3 separate regions of the Homo sapiens genome follow, and all the other regions are linked to region 2. Evidence: chromatin contacts called from ENCODE Hi-C or POLR2A ChIA-PET data. All regions are on one chromosome and are shown on one strand. Each heading gives the region's core, a stretch centred on a gene start or an enhancer-like site at or near the end of the contact. The rest is flanking DNA. Distances are from core to core; before and after follow the strand shown.

What was found. Hi-C counts contacts between places; a loop is a spot of excess contacts on that map. ChIA-PET counts read pairs that join two places held with the same protein, here RNA polymerase II (POLR2A). Pooled maps may share reads with other maps.
Region 1: a pooled map shows a loop between it and region 2 (5-fold over the local background). The contact joins the promoter of MIDEAS here to the promoter of DPF3 in region 2. A Hi-C loop is called at or near these places in 2 of 50 pooled maps. POLR2A ChIA-PET finds 5 or more read pairs at or near these places in 2 of 52 experiments (GM12878 and K562).
Region 3: a pooled map shows a loop between it and region 2 (3-fold over the local background). The contact joins the enhancer-like site here to the promoter of DPF3 in region 2. A Hi-C loop is called at or near these places in 2 of 168 maps with a recorded cell type or tissue (HCT116 and mammary epithelial cell) and 4 of 50 pooled maps.

Annotation. Positions count from the first base shown.
Region 1 is chr14:73,757,852-73,761,610 of GRCh38, reverse strand. It overlaps MIDEAS (mitotic deacetylase associated SANT domain protein), which reads left to right and starts at 1,308. Exons shown (of 13, transcript NM_001367710.1): 1 at 1,308-1,848. It overlaps MIR4505 (microRNA 4505), which reads right to left and starts at 2,864; the gene lies at 2,792-2,864. RefSeq lists enhancers at 901-1,230, 3,291-3,340 and silencers at 1,651-1,890, 2,021-2,170, 2,531-2,640.
Region 2 is chr14:72,892,230-72,895,631 of GRCh38, reverse strand. It overlaps DPF3 (double PHD fingers 3), which reads left to right and starts at 1,531. Exons shown (of 11, transcript NM_001280542.3): 1 at 1,531-1,575. The coding sequence starts at 1,544. RefSeq lists an enhancer at 1,277-1,571.
Region 3 is chr14:73,476,056-73,479,809 of GRCh38, reverse strand. HEATR4 (HEAT repeat containing 4) reads left to right here. Exons shown (of 18, transcript NM_001220484.1): 18 at 968-1,326. The coding sequence ends at 1,204. Among named protein-coding and RNA genes, the nearest start is that of RIOX1, 13 kb to the left of the region's middle. Within about 2 kb of position 2,014, at least 3 of the 41 ENCODE cell types and tissues checked have a DNase peak (open chromatin) inside an H3K27ac peak, as active enhancers do.

The sequences.
Region 1 (3,759 bases), core at 59-2,558, 870 kb before region 2:
AAGGGATCTCAAGAGGTCCTCTGGTCCAGTCCTGTGGCATAATTACCTGTATTTTGTAGATAAGATTGTTTTAAGTGTTCCTTATTTTGACATATCTATCATAACATGGTGCAAATAAGCCCTTCTCCTCTTGGGGAGGTGTGACTTCCAGGTGTACATGTACGCAGGTGCTCCAGCCAGCAAAGAGGTGGAAGAGGACAGGAAAGCCATGCCCCCTTAGAAGCAAGTGCAGGTTTGGCAGGATTTCTGGGCAGAAGATCCAAGTTTTGCCTGTGTCCTCCACACCCCACCCTGGCCCTGTAGGCCCAGTGAGTGTGTGAGAATCATATTCTGCTGCCCCTCCCTCCTCTTCTCCCTGAGAAAGTGAGGGATGCACCTGGTTCTCAGGTCTGGCCACAGTGTTTTGAAAAGTGGCTGCCAGGACACATGGTATTCTTCGGTGGTTTTTCTTTCAAAGGAAAATCTCCTTGTGACCCATCTCCTTGAAAAACAGCCACCGCCACCACCGCCGCCGCCACCACCACCACTGCACCACCACCAAAAAACTTGGAAGGAAGAATAGGACACACTCCCCTGAACTTTCCCCTGGCCCTAGAGCCCCATTGAATGTGGGGGCCAGAACCAACCTCTTGAGCTGCAAAAATGTTTTCCATCTTCCCACCAGTCAGGCAAGGAGGCATCAAGGCCTGGACCTGAGAATTGATCAGGGGGATATTTAGGGAAGACAGGGGAAAATGTGAGTATGGAGTGAAAAGCCGCTCAACTCTGGCCTGAGTTGCTAGATTTAAATCCAGGAGATTTTCCTCACCTAAGCGATGGAGATGGTGGGTCCTTTCTAGGGACTGAGGCCAGTTTCTCAATAACCTTTACACGCACCAGGACGCTTTTGAGCCAGAAAGTGAAACTCGGAGAGTCTGTTAATAAAATGCCATGGAGAGGATTGTGCATGATTTACCGTATCCAAAACCAGAGAGAGTTTCTTTGTGGAAGAAAGCGACTTGTGCCTTCCCCAGCATCACACACACACTTTCCTGGCAGGCTCAATGGGTTTCCAAACATTTCGTCACCGTCTCCTCCTGACCTTGGTGTGAAAGGAACTAGCAGCGTGGCCCGCCAGCAAAGCCATCGGGGGCGCCAGCCTGGGCGGGGGATGGGGACGGCGACCGACTCGTGAGTGGAGGTGAGGTCTGCTGGAAATCCCCAGCCCCGGCCGCCGCCTGAGGTTTAAGGACGCCTTCCCCGGCCTTATTTGGTCGCAGGAAGTGGGCGGCGCCGGGCCTGCTGGCTGAGGCCGCCCCGAGACAGTTGTGCTGATGAAGTGGTAGAGCTGGTTCCTGCTCGCCGCGGTGCCGCGCGCGCCGGCCGGCCGCTGGGCGCTCCGCGCTCCCAGCCTCGAGTTGTGCAATCCTTTGTAGCACGCCAGAGTCCTCCTCCTCCGCTGTTGCCTCTCGCCCTCTCTCTTTTTTTTTTTTTCAAGCTGTGAGCTCAACCGATGAGTCAGAGCCGTGCAATCCTGACACTGCATCGCAGGACTGGGGGTGACACGGAGGGAGGCAGAGCGCTCGCGAGGCGGACGGCACGGGTGCGGGGCGCGCCGAGGCTCCTGCATCGCAAGCGGGGGGTGACAGCCCGCGCGTCCCGCCCGGGCCCTGCCAGCAAACTTCTCAGCCTCGGGAGGCGCGGGCTGGCGGAAGCCCCGCGAGCGCCGCGGGGAGGCGACGGCGCCTGTTTGTTTTTAAAATCGGGAGTGCGTGCAGGCGGCTGGAGTCCCGGAGGCGACCGAAGGCGGCGACCCGCGGCGGAAGGGGGACAGCCGAGCCCGGAGCCCGGAGCCCGGGCAAGAGCTGGGTAAGTGGGGCTGCCTGGCCGGCGGCCGAGGCCTGCACGCGGCGGGGCCGGCGAGGGGACCCCAGGCGGCGCGCGAGCTGTGGCTGCTCGCACGGCGGGTTGCAGCTCTGCAGGCGCGGCCCGGAGAGGGGGCCGCGGGGGCCGCTGCGCTCGAACTTCTGCGGCCTGGGCGGCGGTGGAGCGGGCGCGTGTGGCCGTGCGGGGGCCGCCTGCAGCCCGCCGCCCCCTCCCCCGCGGTCCGCGCCCTCGGCCCGCAGCTGCGTGTGCAGCGCAGCCCCGCGGTGTTTGTGCAGCTACGCAGCTTGCGCGCGGCCCCCGCCCACCCGGGCGCGGCCCCGCCAGGAAAGCCCTCCCCACCCGGCGGCCCGCGGCGGCTCGGGAATCCGGCTGCTCCTCCTCCGCTGGAGAGAAACGTGGTGTCCGTGGGGACCGGCTGACGTGACGGAGCCCAGGCCCGGAAGGCGCGGCGAGGGGCTAGCCAGCTGAGGGAACTTGGCGCGGGAGCCCCTTCCCCTGCCAGCGTGCACGGGAAAGTGGGCCTGGACGCGGCGTCCACGCCAGGAGTTTGGGGGACAGAGGTGCAGGGGCGTTGGGGAACTGGGGCAAATGCAGTCAGCAGAGGCCTAGGCTGGAGCGCTTCGCGCGGGCGGGCGCACCTCAGACCTGTCATCCTCCCGCGCGCCCCCGCACGCCCGCGCCGCCGCAGCCCTCCCAGCCCGCGCGGTGCCTCGCGGGGAGCTGTGTTCCCTGGTGCCTGGCGGCAGCGCCGAAACCCGGGATTCGGCCGGGCCCTGCATATGGCCGGCTTGGTGGAGCTGGTCACGTCGCCTCCCAAGTCGCACATGCAGGACCATGTGTGTCAGGTTGCCCCCAAGGCCTCTGGGTAAAGGTCTAGGGGAGGAAGGGGAACTTCGTGTGCCCTGGGGCCTTCAGGCTTCAGCCCCAAGGCGGGCCGACATGGAGGAGGTACCTGCCACAGAAAGTGGAGGCCGGGTGTCCGTCCCAGCCCAGCCTCCAGCGAGAGCTGGTGAGAAGATGAAAGGGGAAGTTATATGCCCCATTTAAAACTTTGTTGGTCACAACTACGGTGGCTGCTTCCTGTTTCCACCATCCCACGTGGGACCTGTGTGCCAGCCTGTGGAGCCTCGCGCGGGGGGCGGTGGGATGGGGGAAGAGAGGCTGGCCACGGAGGCCCCGGTGGCCCGCGTATGCAGGGGATCCCTGTTGGCAGCTGCGGCTGGGGGAGGGAGGGGATGTCTGGCTTGCTCCAGCAGGGGGAGCCTGGCCAGGTGATCTGGGATCTTCTTGTTCCTGTAGCTTCAGGGTTGAGACTGAAGGCCTAGTGAAGGTGGACCGAGAAGCCAGTCCTCCCTAGGGGGCCTCAGCTGAGGGGAGAAACCACCTGTCTTGCTCTAGAGCCTCCCACCAAAGGTGTGGCACACGCCCCTTTTGGATCAGAGAAATGCACCCTTTCCTTGGGTGTTAAGTGGCTTCAGAACCCAGGGAAAAGGAGAAGCCTTCCCGGGTTGAGAATTCGTAGGTCTTCCTTTTCCAACTGCTCTGGACAGTGAATAATAGGAGCGTAAACATTCAATTACTGTGATAAACCATCTCGTTGCATGGCCCTGGTCCAGTCTCCACTCTAATTGGATTGGCCTCTGGCTGGTTACTCTGGTCCGTGTAGCTCCCGGGGGGACAAGGGGGTGAAGAACCTGGAGGATGCCCCCAGGTCATACAGCTTGCCAGCTTGCTCTGGAACAGCCTAGCCACTGCCAGTGTGGCCTCTCCAAGTGCCAGCAGAACCCCCACTCCCGTGACTCTGTCAGCTCCTCACCCCGCCCCAGGAAAGAGCGCCCTGGAGTGCCCATGGGGATGAGAATTTAATTTTTACATGTGGGATTTTAAAATAGC
Region 2 (3,402 bases), core at 282-2,781:
TAATCTCTGCCAAGATGCTATGCAAAGGATTTACAAAGGAATCTATAGAACTCAATTCTGCTTCTTAAATACGCAGAGAGGAGTTAAAGATTTCAAATCTTTTAAAAACATAGTGATTCAGCCACGTTCTGTTTATCTGTAAATCTAATAGTGTATGTAGTTGAACTCTTAAAATTCTGGAATGTTTATTTTATTTTATTCATTGTCTTGAGAGGAGCAAAAGGAAGCGAGAGGGCATAGCTTTGAAGAACTGGCAATTTGGCAACTTCTCTCCCCTTGCCACCCCTCCCCCACTATCTTAGCTATTTGATCTGATTAAACAGCTTTGGAATGGTAGCCAGACTTCTGTATGCTAACGAGGCCCCTACCCTATTCGCGATTTAATGCGATTTCATCCCCCCAGAGCTTCCCGGTGCCCAGTGGAAGCCTGACTTCGCAGAAGTCTCCCAATTTTGTCAGGGGCTCGCCAGTGAAGAGTTCACACTGACTTGAAGCAGACACAGACTCATTGGACGCCTCGGGTCACATCGGATTATTCATTAGCAAATTCTTTCCACCTTCTATCTAAGTAGTGAAAGGTGACGCCAGAATCGCGTGTGCCACTCCTCTAAAGGGACCCTGATAACACCCAGTCCAGGCTCTACAACTTCTGCCTAGTCACTTGCTTCCTAGCAGTAGAAAGTTTCCAAAGGTTGCCTTAAGTCCTCCCTACCCCTAAGCCTAAAGATCAGAGCTCCAGGTCCCACCACCTAGCAGGAATCTGAGCATTTTGGAAGTTTCTGGTGTAGAGGGAAGAACCGAAGGGGTGGTAGCGGGGAACCGCGCAGAGTAACCCCCCTGCACTACGTAAGGAAAGCCCTGGCTGCAGGAGGGAGCGAGCCTGACATTGAGACGTTCCAGGGGGAGGGTGAGTTGCTGTCCTGGAGTCGCCAGGAACAGCAGCGACAGTTCCAAGAAGCGAGAGAGGAAGGTGGCCGAGATAAAGAGAACACTTCGGGAATAAGAATATTAAAAAGCGGCAGGACCCAGAGCATTAGCAAACGGCAGAGCACATGTAGTAATTTGTTAACACGAAACGGCAGCCTTCCAACTTTTGCACTGAAACACGGGGATTTACCCTTTGGGGGATTAAAAATGTTGATACGCAAAGCCAAAGGCTAATGAATAGGATTCAGTGGCTTGCTGGCAATATTTAAATATTTCTGTCCGGGAGCGCAAACTCTTCTGCAGTTATTTAGAAAAGTAGGGAGTTAAACCAAACTATAATACTCTCCCGTGCGTCTCCACTTTCCCCAGCCCGAAAAGGAGCTACCAGCGCTGTACTGCCCCTTTAAGACCTGCTGGCTCTCGGGCTCTACAAAAGGGAGTGACCTCTGGGCTTTGACAGCTCTCCTAATAACTACCACGGCGCAGGCCCCGCCCACCTAGCTACCAGCAGCGCCGATTGGCCGGCGGGCCGGTATCCCGCGCTGTGATTGGCCCGTCGCTTCCCCTGAGCGAACCTTTAGAACTCTGAGACAATATTCTGTTACATTGTAGCAAAATGGCGACTGTCATTCACAACCCCCTGAAAGCGTAAGTAAGACTAAAAAATGTACATATTCCGCGTGGTTTCAATATGAAAAAAAAGGCGCCTTCTGCGTGGCGAGCGCTGCCAGAGCATTGCGCTTGCAGGCGCCTCCAGCCGCGGCGGGGCTTCTCTCTTCTTTCAGCTCTTACTTCTTCATCTTCTTTTTTTCCCCCAACGCGCAGAAATGTCAGGAGATGCAATTAACAAGAAGAAAATTGTTACATTTGTGTTCTGCTAAATTGCAGAGAGAGCCAGATATAGGGGTTGCAGGCGGAGAAGCCCGGCGCTCGAGCGCTCTACAGCAGGAGGGTCGCGGGAGCTCGGGGACGGCGCGGTCCCCGGAGTCCCCCGCCTCGCGGGCAGGGAGCGCGGCTTCGGGGGCTGCTGGGCGGGGGGCGAGCGTCGGGCAGTGGCCGCCTCGGTGTACTTGGCCGAGCCCCGCGCCCCCGAGCCCGCGGCCCCCGCCCCGCCGCTGGGTCCGCTGGGTCCAGCGGACGGACCGCGGAGGCTCCGGAGTTTGCAGGGCGCTCTTCGCCTTCCGATCGCTCGCGGGGAGTTTGTGCAAACCTTCCGGAGTTGGAGCACCGCGGGGGAAGCAGCGGGTCCCGGGCGTGCTGGGGCCCAGGTGGTCGCCCCGGGCTTTCCCCGGCAGCCCCCGGATCTCGGAGGCGCTCCGGGCGATCGAGCGTGTGTCTGCTCGTGTATTTGCGAGCGAGCTGGCTTTAGTGGATTAACGACTCGGGTTAACTTGGGGTGGATTTGGAGGCAGGGAAGCCGCAGGTCTTATGAATGGTGTTCTCGCCACCTCTGGGTGAGGCGCTGAGGCAGGCGGAGAGGCGGTTTTGGGGCTCCTGGCCCGAGGGGGCAGCGTCTGCTCCCGGCCGGGCGAGGGGCAGGTGCCTCTGGCCGCCTCGGGGAGACTTTGAGCGCTTGCCCAGATCCTGGACAGAGTGGGGCGGGCCGGGCGAGGACTCGCGGGGGCCAGCCCCGGGTCCAACAGCCAATTTCTGCCTGCCTGCCTTCCTCCTCCTTTTCATCCTTCCTTCCTTCCTTCCTTCCTTCCTTCCTTCCTTCCTTCCTTCCTTCCTTCCTTCCTTCCTTCCTTCCTTCCTTCCTTCCAGTCAGTGGAACTGTTAAGCCGCCAAGTCCGCTCGCGATCGCGGAGCCAGGGGTGGCCTCGGAAAACTAGTGTCGCTCTGAAAGGGGTGCTATTGGGTGATGTCGGCAGAGGGTGGCTCCCTCCGTATCCGAGGTGGGCTGGGGGGTCCTCACCCCTTCGACCGGGACTTCCCCGCCCGGACGAAGCCGCAGGCGAAGTGGCAGAGGGAGGTGCAGGTCGGGTGGGGGGCGGTTCATGCCGAATTCTCCCTGGTGCGTGGCCGCTGTCGACCCTGGTTCTTTTAATTCAGCGCATTCTCGTCTTCACCCCTGGCCACTCCTGGAGTTGAAAACCAGGTTCGCTCCCGGGGACGGTAGGGGGTTCCTAACGCAAAGGAATGCACAGGGAGAATCGGACGTGTTTGCGCCAGCTCGTCGCCCATCAGAAATAGGGAAAGGGGTAGGAAGGCCCCAGGTTTCAAATATATTTATATGAAAGCTGCCGTTAAGAGGACGTTGGAAGCTGAGGCTGATCAGATAGGAGCTCCTGGCTTCAGTTCTGGCTCGGAAGCTCGGATACACTGCGCTTGAACGCCACAGCGTTTCACCCAAGAAAGAAAATGTTTTATGGCAGAATAAATGGGCGTAACTTCGCCGCATCCTCGCTGCCGGTTGCTTTCGCTGCAACACCGCTGATGCTGTTTCTACCGAACCCACAACTGATTTTCAGTTTC
Region 3 (3,754 bases), core at 765-3,264, 580 kb before region 2:
AGGTCAGGAGTTCAAGACCAGCCTGGCCAACATGGTGAAACCCTGTCTCTACTAAAAATACAAAAAAATTAGCTGGGCGTGGCCGGGAGCGGAGGCTCATGCCTGTAATCCCAGCACTTTGGGAGGCCGAGGCCGGCGGATCACCTGAGTTCGAGACCAGCCTGGCCAACATGGAGAAACGCTGTCTCTACTAAAAATACAAAATTAGTAGGGTGTGGTGGCGCATGCCTGTAATCCCAGCTACTTGGGAGGCTGAGGCAGGAGAATCCCTTGAACTCTGGGGGCAGAGGTTGCGGTGAGCCGAGATCGCACCATTGCACCCCAGCCTGGGCAACAAGAGCGAAACTCCGTCTCAAAAAAAAAAAAAAAAGAAAGAAAGAAAGAAAGAAAAAAAAACGCCGGGCGCAGTGGCTGACACCGTAATCCCAGCACTTTGGGAGGCCGAGGCGGGCTGGTCACAAGGTCAGGAGATTGAGACCCTCCTGGCTAACACGGTGAAACCTCGTCTCTACTAAAAATACAAAAAATTAGCTGGGCGTGGTGGTGGGCGCCTGTAGTCCCAGCTACTCGGGAGGCTGAGGCAGGAGAATGGCGTGAACCCGGGAGGCGGAGCTGGCAGTGAGCCGAGATGGCGCCACTGCACTCCAGCCTGGGAGAGAGTGTGAGACTCCGTCTCAAAAAAAACAAACAAACAAACAAAAAAATTAGCTGGGCGTGGTGGCGGGCGCCTGTAATCCCAGCTGCTTCAGAGGCTGAGGCAAGAGAATCACTTGAACCCGGGAGTCGGAGATTGCAGTAAGCCGAGATTGCGCCACTGAACTCCAGCCTGGGCGACAGAGTGGGACTCCGTCTCAAAAAGAAAAAAAAAAAGGAGACACCCTATAGCCAAAGAGGCCTTCACTTGGGCTCTGCCGCTCACATGAGACACGTTTGGCATATGCACTCATGTTTTCATGTTTCTCTGCAGCCTGTGAAGCCCCGCGCACCAAATCCCTGGTTACAAAGTTCAGTCCCAGGCCTAACCACACGAAGCAAAGTTCGTTCATCACTTGTCAAAGATCTACGCACCTCCCCCGAGAAAAGGATTGCTGTGGGACCATTTAGATCCGACTACCCAGCTCTTTATCTGGGTAAATTCTCAGAGAGAACATTTTTTTCTCCCATCATGTCTTCTCCCTCTGGAAAGAAAGGTGCTCATCTCTAAGCTGAACACTTGTCTTACTTCAAGATGCAGGAAGCAGTGGACCTGGTCACATTGGGTCTTTTTAATTGATACTGTACAATCTTGTTGTCACTATGTTTATAAAGAGAAATTATTTAACAGTAGACCTCATGTCTTAATGCGCACTATTTACATGGAAGGTTAAAGAAAATTGACATCACATTAGATGACAGAGCATATTTTTCCACGCCCCAGAAAGGTCATGTACTAAATATGGGTCAGAGTTCCAAATCTTTCTAAAGCAGTAATATTGAAGGATCCAGCATCTTTTCCAAACGGTACAAATTGCCCTCTGAAACTCAAATTAGGGCTGGGCACTGTGGCTTATGCCTATAATCCCAGCACTTTGAGAGGCCAAGGTGGGTGAATCACATGAGGCCAGGAGTTTGAAACCATCCTGGCTAACATGGTGAAACCTCGTCTCTACTAAAAATACAAAAAAATTAGCTGAGTGTGGTGGCACACACCTGTAATCCCAGCTACTAGGTGGGCTGAGGCAGGAGAATAGCTTGAACCCAGGGGGCAGAGTTTGCAGTGAGCCGAGATTGCGCCACAGCATTCCAGCCTGGATGACAGAATGAGACTGTCTCAAAAAATAATAAAATAAAATAAAACCCAAACTAGAATCCCATTTGTCTAGGAAAGAAACAGCTTAGGTGACTTTTTAAATCTACAAGTCTTGTCTTGTTCTAGATTAGGTTCTTTAACCACAGCCCACAGAGCAATGTGGAAGCCATGTCACGGGACTATTACAAAAAATCCAGGCCAGCGTAATCATTTCCCCCTTTGTACTATGTGGGTGGATGTGAATGCATCTCTACCCTTGGGAAACAACTCTGCAGTTTCACACGGCAGATTAGCAATTCTCATGAGCCTCAATGTACTTAATATTTGAAATACTCAAGCATCATAGAATAGCTGTAAACTGAATCTATATCATAAGATGAGATTCTGTAAGAGCACATGATACCCAAAAATTGCCATGGATGAGTAAAGACCCAGATTTCCAAGTAGTGTGAATCCAGCTTCCTTTCCTAAATACTGATTGCTATTTATACCCTAAAATGTTTGAGACATTCATTAATGAAAATAAAGACAACATGAACCTCTCCCCTTTTTTCTTCCCCTAATCACATCCTTTCTTCCCGTGGCTCTGTTATTGTCAAAAATATAAAAAGCAAGGCCGGGCATGGAGGCTCATGCCTGTAATCCCAGCACTTTGGGAGGCCGAGGCAGGCAGATCACCTGAGGTCAGGATTTCGAGACCAGCCTGGCCAACATAGTGAAACCCCGTCTCTACTAAAAATACAAAAATTAGCGGGGCATGGTGGCAGGCACCTGTAATCCCAGCTACTCCGGAGACTGAGGCAGGAGAATCATTTGAACCTGGGAGGCGGATGTTGCATTGAGCCGAGATCTCGCCACTGCACTCCAGCCTGAGCGACAGAGTAAGGCTCCACCATCTAAAAAAAAAAAAAAAAAAAAAAAAAAAATATATATATATATATATATATATATATATATATATATATATATATGGAGAGAGAGAGAGAGAGAGTGAGAGAGCGCACGCAATATTTTCTTCTATAAATTCCTGACTGCTATGAAACACGGTGGTGGGGGGGTCTTTGGGGATATGAGCTAACTTCGTAACAGAAACTCTTCCCTTTCCTTGACTCATGTAACCCATGGAATGTGTATTACTTTACACTTTCCCTTTAAGTGAAATACTAATCTAAAAAGCACTATCACATGGATCAAAGTTACTTCCGCATCTAACCTGAGGATTCTGGGATCTGGCTACTATGAGACATTCAAGACAATGAATAATTCTGTATGAGCACTTTCTCAGCCCCTCTATCTTTGAATTTGTCATTTCATAGTGAAAGGACTTTATTGTGCACTCTTTGCTTTGCTGGCAGGAGCAAGAGAGCCTAACTGAACCCTTCAGTCAGTCAGCCAGCAAGACCATACAGAGGGTCTATTAGGCCATCAGCACTGTGGGAGACGGAGCAGCAGCAGAAGAAATGGCCCTTGTCCTCGAGGAGTTTACAAGGGGTTTTAGAAGACAGACACACAAGAACCTTTCAAAGACAATATGCTTAATTTAGTGAGAATTGTGTGGTATACAGCAGATGTGCTGTAGGAGTTCAGGGAAGGGGGGCAGGAGTCGTCATGGAGACATGGGAATTTGTGTTGGATCTGAGATGGCACAAGATTTAGGCAGAGAGGAGGAGAGAGGACCTTCCAGGTAAGGGGAGGGATGGGAGAAAAGGCTGGGGGAAGGAAGGAGCTCAGCAAGGGTCCATGACAGCTCCTTTCCCCTCTCCTGTTTCCACAGTGGTTCCCAAGTTTCTTCACAACAGAAAAGCAGGCATCTGCTCTCCTTACTATCACGGTTTTGTTTCTTTGTGTTTTGTGTTTGTTGTTGTTGTTGTTGTTGTTTTTGAGACGGGGTCTCACTCTGTTGCCCATGCTGAAGTGTGGTGGTAAGATCTTGGCTCACTGCAACCTCAACCTTCTGGGCTCAAG